2 separate regions of the Homo sapiens genome follow, and region 1 is linked to region 2. The links are chromatin contacts, found by Hi-C in ENCODE. All regions are on one chromosome and are shown on one strand. The core of a region is the stretch at or near the end of the contact, and the rest is flanking DNA. Distances in the headings are between cores, read along the strand shown. Region 1 holds the start of HTR2A (5-hydroxytryptamine receptor 2A). Region 2 has its middle 23 kb from the start of LINC01198.

What was found. Hi-C counts contacts between places; a loop is a spot of excess contacts on that map. Pooled maps may share reads with other maps.
Region 1: a loop to region 2 is called in a pooled map, with 6 times the contacts of the local background. The contact joins the promoter of HTR2A here to the enhancer-like site in region 2. A Hi-C loop is called at or near these places in 1 of 168 maps with a recorded cell type or tissue (HCT116), 1 of 37 single-sample maps with no recorded cell type and 13 of 50 pooled maps.

Annotation. Positions count from the first base shown.
Region 1 is chr13:46,895,539-46,898,711 of GRCh38, reverse strand. It overlaps HTR2A (5-hydroxytryptamine receptor 2A), which reads left to right and starts at 1,659. Exons shown (of 4, transcript NM_000621.5): 1 at 1,659-2,038; 2 at 2,478-3,173. The coding sequence starts at 2,806.
Region 2 is chr13:46,487,923-46,490,915 of GRCh38, reverse strand. It overlaps the pseudogene COX17P1. Among named protein-coding and RNA genes, the nearest start is that of LINC01198, 23 kb to the right of the region's middle. Within about 2 kb of position 1,380, at least 2 of the 41 ENCODE cell types and tissues checked have a DNase peak (open chromatin) inside an H3K27ac peak, as active enhancers do.

The sequences.
Region 1 (3,173 bases), core at 410-2,909, 410 kb before region 2:
AAGGAATGGTAAGAGCACTCCGGGCACAGGGAAGTACAAGTACAGAGACATAAAAATGGTCAGAAACATGTAAGTTCAGTCTGCATACAGGCTGACTGGGAGAGTAACCAGAGTCCAGGCCTGCAAAGTGGGGCAAGCAGGGTACAGGTAGATGAAGAAAAGTGTTATGTGCCCCACAAGGAAGGGACTGCAGGAGTGTAGGCATGGGAGTGATGCCAATTGTGTCATTAATATCAGTAAGAATATCAATAGGAATGAAAGTGGCTGACATTACTTGAGAACCTCCTATAAGCCAGACATGGGCCAAATACTTACACACATTATCTCAGTTTAGCTTCACTACAATCTTATGAGGAAGGTATTATCCCATTTTACAAGTGAGAAGACTGAGCTTTAAAGGGAGCAACTAGATGAGGCGAGGTTCTACTGTTTATGAGTGATAGAGCTAGGATCCAAAACCAAGGAACTCTAAGGTCTGTGTTCTCCGCTGCCTGCTCGCCAGCGTGCATATTTAACGTGGAGGGGTAGGAGGGTGGCAGGCATGGCAGTGAGGGGGGCACTAAGGCACCCACCCAGGAAATAGGTGGCTAGATCTCGACCACAGGGTGCCAGCTGCAGGCTGCAGGAGAGGACATGTGAGAAACACGCATACAGAGGTAGCACCGGAGACGAAGTGGGATCTGGCAGCGAGAATGAAGGAAGAGTCGCGGATAACAGCAGCTGTCTGAAGAGGTGGTGATTCCATCATGCAAGCCAATGGGTAGGAACAAGCACTGAGAGCCGGGCAGGGGGATGCGGAGTGAGGGAAGATGCTGAGGTCAAGGTCTCCCAGGCTACCATGGAAGGAGCCAATGGGCAGCTAGAGATTTAGGTCTGGAACTGAGAGAAATAATCAGCTATGAAGGTACAGACTTGGCCACAAACATATTGAAGGCATGAGAGTGGTTGAATTTGTCCAGGGAGAATGTGAAGAACAGAAGGTGATAGAACTGTAGCAAAACCCAACTATTGAGGAAAATATTTTCATGCCTGCAAAAAGAGAGAGATCGAACTGCCTCCTTTAGAAACCTACTTGGGAAAGGGCTTTCTTTACAAGTAAGGCAAGTTGTCATTACTGGTGGGGGAAAAAAATTGGTACTGCGAAACCAACTTATTTCCTACCACATGTGAGGTTTTGAATAATATCTGGGTGGCATATTTCTGCTGAAGAAAATAAGCCAGTTCAATGGTGTATCTATTAAATAAAAATAGTGCTAATAGTTTATCAGAGTTATCACCACAGACGTGCCTAGCCACCCTGAGCCTATGTGGCCAATGTCAGTAATTCCACTCTGGACACAAACACTGTTGGCTTTGGATGGAAGTGCCGGACACTCACAGCACTCCGAGGACATACTGTTTTCTAGCCTTATTTATGTTCTCTCTTCACCCTTCAGCCTAAAAAATTACCACAGTGCCACTTACCTACCTTAATGGGAATCTGCACAAAAGGCCATTTCTCCAGTTTCTCTCAAAAGCAAAGGAAAACTTCCCAATATTAATATGTAGCAAAAAGAGGGAGAAGAAAAAGCCTGTTTGGTCCGCCCTCCTGGCTGTTGCTACCTTGCAGCTTATGACATACACATAGAGGGAGGTCTGATGAAATGAACGAGACAGTCAGAGAGCTACTCCATTCCCGTGGAAACCAGGAGTCCCTTGGTGCAGACAGCTCTTCCTACTTTCCCATGCAGTTCTTTTGTGCGACTTTGAGGGGCTCGTGAATGATTTCTAAATGTGTGCCTGCTGAGGCGAGCCGCACAGGGAGGGAGGAACCCAGCCGAGCCGTGCCAGAGGAAGCCAACAGGATCCTAGCAGTGCGGGAGCTGGCTCAGCTCTTGCATGCAGTTTTTGAAGTCAGCAAAACAGAAACCAAATTACTATCATATTATGCTGGTGGAAGATCAAGAAGAGGGGACTCTACACCAGTTTAATTACTGTGAGAGATGCAGCGAGTCACAGAATAACAAATGTATCTCATGTGTGGACCCTGAAGACAAATGTAAGTTCTCATGCCGCTATATTTTATTGCTGTGTAATTTTCTTTCCGGTTTGAAATCATGCTTGGCCAACATGTAATCATTTCAATGAGAATTTCCAGGGAGGAAAGTTGTCTGCTAATCTTTACTTAAGACTTTTTTGTTTTCCTTTTATTAGCTAAGCAACATTATAGGAGCTGAAATTCCTGACAGCAGCTGTGGCAATTCAGCTTAAGAATGGCTGAGAACTGTAACCCAAAGTACATCCAATTACTATGGGATTAACACTGGATGTATTTTTAATTGACTTTCTTAATGTAGAATGTGTACATCCCCACTGTTTCTGATTGCATGCTATTTTAATAATACTGTTGCTAAACTAGTACCATCGGCATAACCAACAAAATGAGATATAGTTAAACAAGAGTCCCAGTAGTTATAAAACTTTTCTTCTTTGTCCAGGACATTTATCTTCCCGAGCGCTCAAAAAAAACCCTGCAACCTCTATGCTAAAAGTTCATTCTGCTTTTTTGTCCTCGGTTTGGTGAGAAAATAATAAAACCAAACAGTGGACTCTCCTAAAATTGTGAATGAAGAAAACTTACAGCCACCACAGTTCAGTTCTTTAACTATCATTGTAATAATGGAAGACAAAAATCCAGCCCCGGGAGAACAGCATGTACACCAGCCTCAGTGTTACAGAGTGTGGGTACATCAAGGTGAATGGTGAGCAGAAACTATAACCTGTTAGTCCTTCTACACCTCATCTGCTACAAGTTCTGGCTTAGACATGGATATTCTTTGTGAAGAAAATACTTCTTTGAGCTCAACTACGAACTCCCTAATGCAATTAAATGATGACACCAGGCTCTACAGTAATGACTTTAACTCCGGAGAAGCTAACACTTCTGATGCATTTAACTGGACAGTCGACTCTGAAAATCGAACCAACCTTTCCTGTGAAGGGTGCCTCTCACCGTCGTGTCTCTCCTTACTTCATCTCCAGGAAAAAAACTGGTCTGCTTTACTGACAGCCGTAGTGATTATTCTAACTATTGCTGGAAACATACTCGTCATCATGGCAGTGTCCCTAGAGAAAAAGCTGCAGAATGCCACCAACTATTTCCTGATGTCACTTGCCATAGCTGATATGCTGCT
Region 2 (2,993 bases), core at 131-2,630:
GCAGCTATGAGCGGAGACAGCCAAATCTATGCCAGCCTCGGCAAACGCCAATTCGTCCGATTTCTTTAAATTAAAGTTGATTGCACCTACTGTGCTATACATATCAGCAAGACCATCTCATCCTTCTCCCTCTCTTGGTTTCAAAATTAAGAAGTCATTTTAATTCTGTCACTCCAGATAAGCTCTTCTGTAATGCTCTATATATCCCATTTCCAAAGGTCAGGGGCTCAAGGCTCAGACTCTTGTCAATGTGGAAAAGGAAGCTCTGCCTGTTTGCTTCTGAGAGGCAGCTGTTCTCTGAAAACATCTACCCCAAAGGGAAGCGTGGGGGTGGGGGAGAACTGATTGCCTTTGATTACTTTTATACCCCTGTAACTGGCTTTAACTCTCTGACTTTTCATCTCTTTCAATACCAGTTCATGATACAAATATCCCTTGACGGATTGGGGAACTAATAGTGCCCTCTGGCCAACTCACTTCTGTATCCCAAAAGAGCCAATAGCAATCACAGCTTCCCAAGCACAGCCTGGCGCCTACCCTTCACTGCTGCATGTGGTGGTGTTTCTCCTTTATCTTAACACACACATTATCCTAATCAGGTGGGATTTGCCTGGCTTTTAAGCAATAGTCCTATCAGACAGTGTTTGTTTTCTTCCTGGAAATAGAAAGGATTGCTTCTGCCAGAGCAAGGGATTAAATCTTTATTTGGAAGCAGTCAACAAACACATTTGTAGTGAGATCTTTGAACTAAGCATCTTAGAAGCATTAACCCTTTTGATACCATCTGAAAGAGAAACTGAGCTAAACGCTTCCTGGAAAAAGACTAAAAATTAAGCTTGGTAGTAACCAAATTAGATGGCTACTGAGGACAACCTCGAATTTAGTAAAACAGGGGAATCTCCAAACAGGCGCTTGTCACTAGCTAAGCATGTGACTCCTACAAGCATTGATGATTGTGACTCAGGGCATTTGGGCAGAAACTTGGGATTGTGTTTCCTGGCTCTGCGCCTCAGAGTCCTGGTAAAACTACAGACCCACCACCTGGGAGATTTCTTTTCCTCTCTTAAAGAAATTCAAACCACATGTGGTGACTTATTAAAGAAACATATGTCATAACATATTTGGGCAACTCTTGGGCAAACTAAAAATAAGTTGGCAACAAATCTCAGAAAAGTGACTCAATCGTTGTCTGGGAAGGCAAAGCAACTTTCTGGAAGCACAGTGACTTTCCGTTTCTTTATGCTTCTGGTGTGAGCGGCTGCAGGGCTGAGGAGGACTATGACCAAGATGCTCCTTTATCCTTTCTTCCTGAGCAGGGTGAAGGTGGGGGTCTCCAGTCCAGCTAGAGATGTTTGCCTGCACTGCATCTAAGGAGGCGAAAGCCCAGCCAAGTCCCACCGTGTGCACCAGACTTGTTTGAAGGATGAGACTGCTCATGTGAGCAACTGGAGATCAACTCGTTTAGGTCTCTGCAGGTTTGCAGGGCACACTGGAAGGCCTTTGAGTTAACTGGCAGTTGGTTCTTTTTTTTTTGAGACAGAGTCTTGTTCTGTCGCCCAGGCTGGAGTGCAGTGGACCCATCTCGGCTCACTGCAACCTCTGCCTCCCGGGTTCAAGCGATTTTCCCGTCTCAGCCTCCTGAGTAGCCGGGGTTACAGGCACCCACCACCACGCCTGGCTAATTTGTGTAGTTTTAGTAGAGACGTGGCTTCACCATGTTGGCCAGGCTGGTCTCAAATTCCTGACCTCGGGTGATACGCCCACCTCAGTCTCCCTAAGTGCTGAGATTACAGGCATAAGCCACCTCACCCGGCCCACAGTTGGTTCTTAGAATCTTTTGTCTTGCAATTCTGTTGGGGTAGTAAATTTATAAATGCAAAAAATACCAAATACGCAGAAATGCGAACCTATCCCCCTTTCTGGTGTCACAGGAGCTAGGAAATACAAAAGCATCGATAGAGACATTCGAAGTTGCAAGTTGGTTTGAAGTTTCCCTGCTTTTCTGTGGTTATTGTAGCTGCTTAAGATGATGATAGACAAATAAGACAATCTGCTTAAAATTCACAGATGGAACTCGAAAATCATCTTTACAGCTAACACTGAATCTCTTACCGTTTGTATGGTATGGCAGAAAGAGACTTGGGCTCAGGGGAATTAGGTCCTGGAAGCCAAGGAAGGGGAGGAACATTTCAAAGAGGAGGAAATTTCCAGTTTTCTCAGACACTGCAGCTAAATCAAGTAAATGTAGGACTTAAACATGTGTATGGGATTTTTTTTTTTAAAAACAGCTTTATGGCAGTACAATTGACATATAACAAGATATTTAAATACAAATATGTAAAGTGTATGGTTTGACAAGTTTTAGCATATGTACATACCCTAAAATGATCACCAAAATCAAGATAACAACTTCTGTCATCCTAAAATTTCCTCCTCTTCTTTTGTAATCCCTCCTTCCCACCTGTCATGAACCCTCCTTCTTAGGCAACAACTGATCTGCTTTCTGTCACTATAGTTTGTATTTTGTAGAATTTTATGTAAGTGAAGTACTACAGTGATATGGTTTGGATATGTGTCCCCACCCAAATCTCATGTCGAATTGTAATCCCCAGTGTTGGAGGTGGGGCCTGGTGGGAGGTGATTGGGTTATAGGGACAGAATTCTCATAAATGGGTTAGCACTATCCCCTCGGTGCTGCTCTTGTGATAGGGAGTGAGTGAGTTATCGTGAGATATGGTTGTTTAAAAGTGTGTAGCACCTCCTGCTCCCTCTTTCTCCTGCTCCTGCCATGTAAGACAGTTTGCCTTCCCAGAAGCAGGTGCTGCCATGCTTCCTTACAGCCTGCAGAACCATGAGCCAATTAAACCTCTCTTCTTTATAAATTACCCAGTCTCAGGTATTTCTTTACAGCAGTATGAAAATGGACTAATACATAGAGTATGTACTCTCTTTTGTCTGGCTTTTTTCACTTTCACTTGGGCTGATTATTTTGA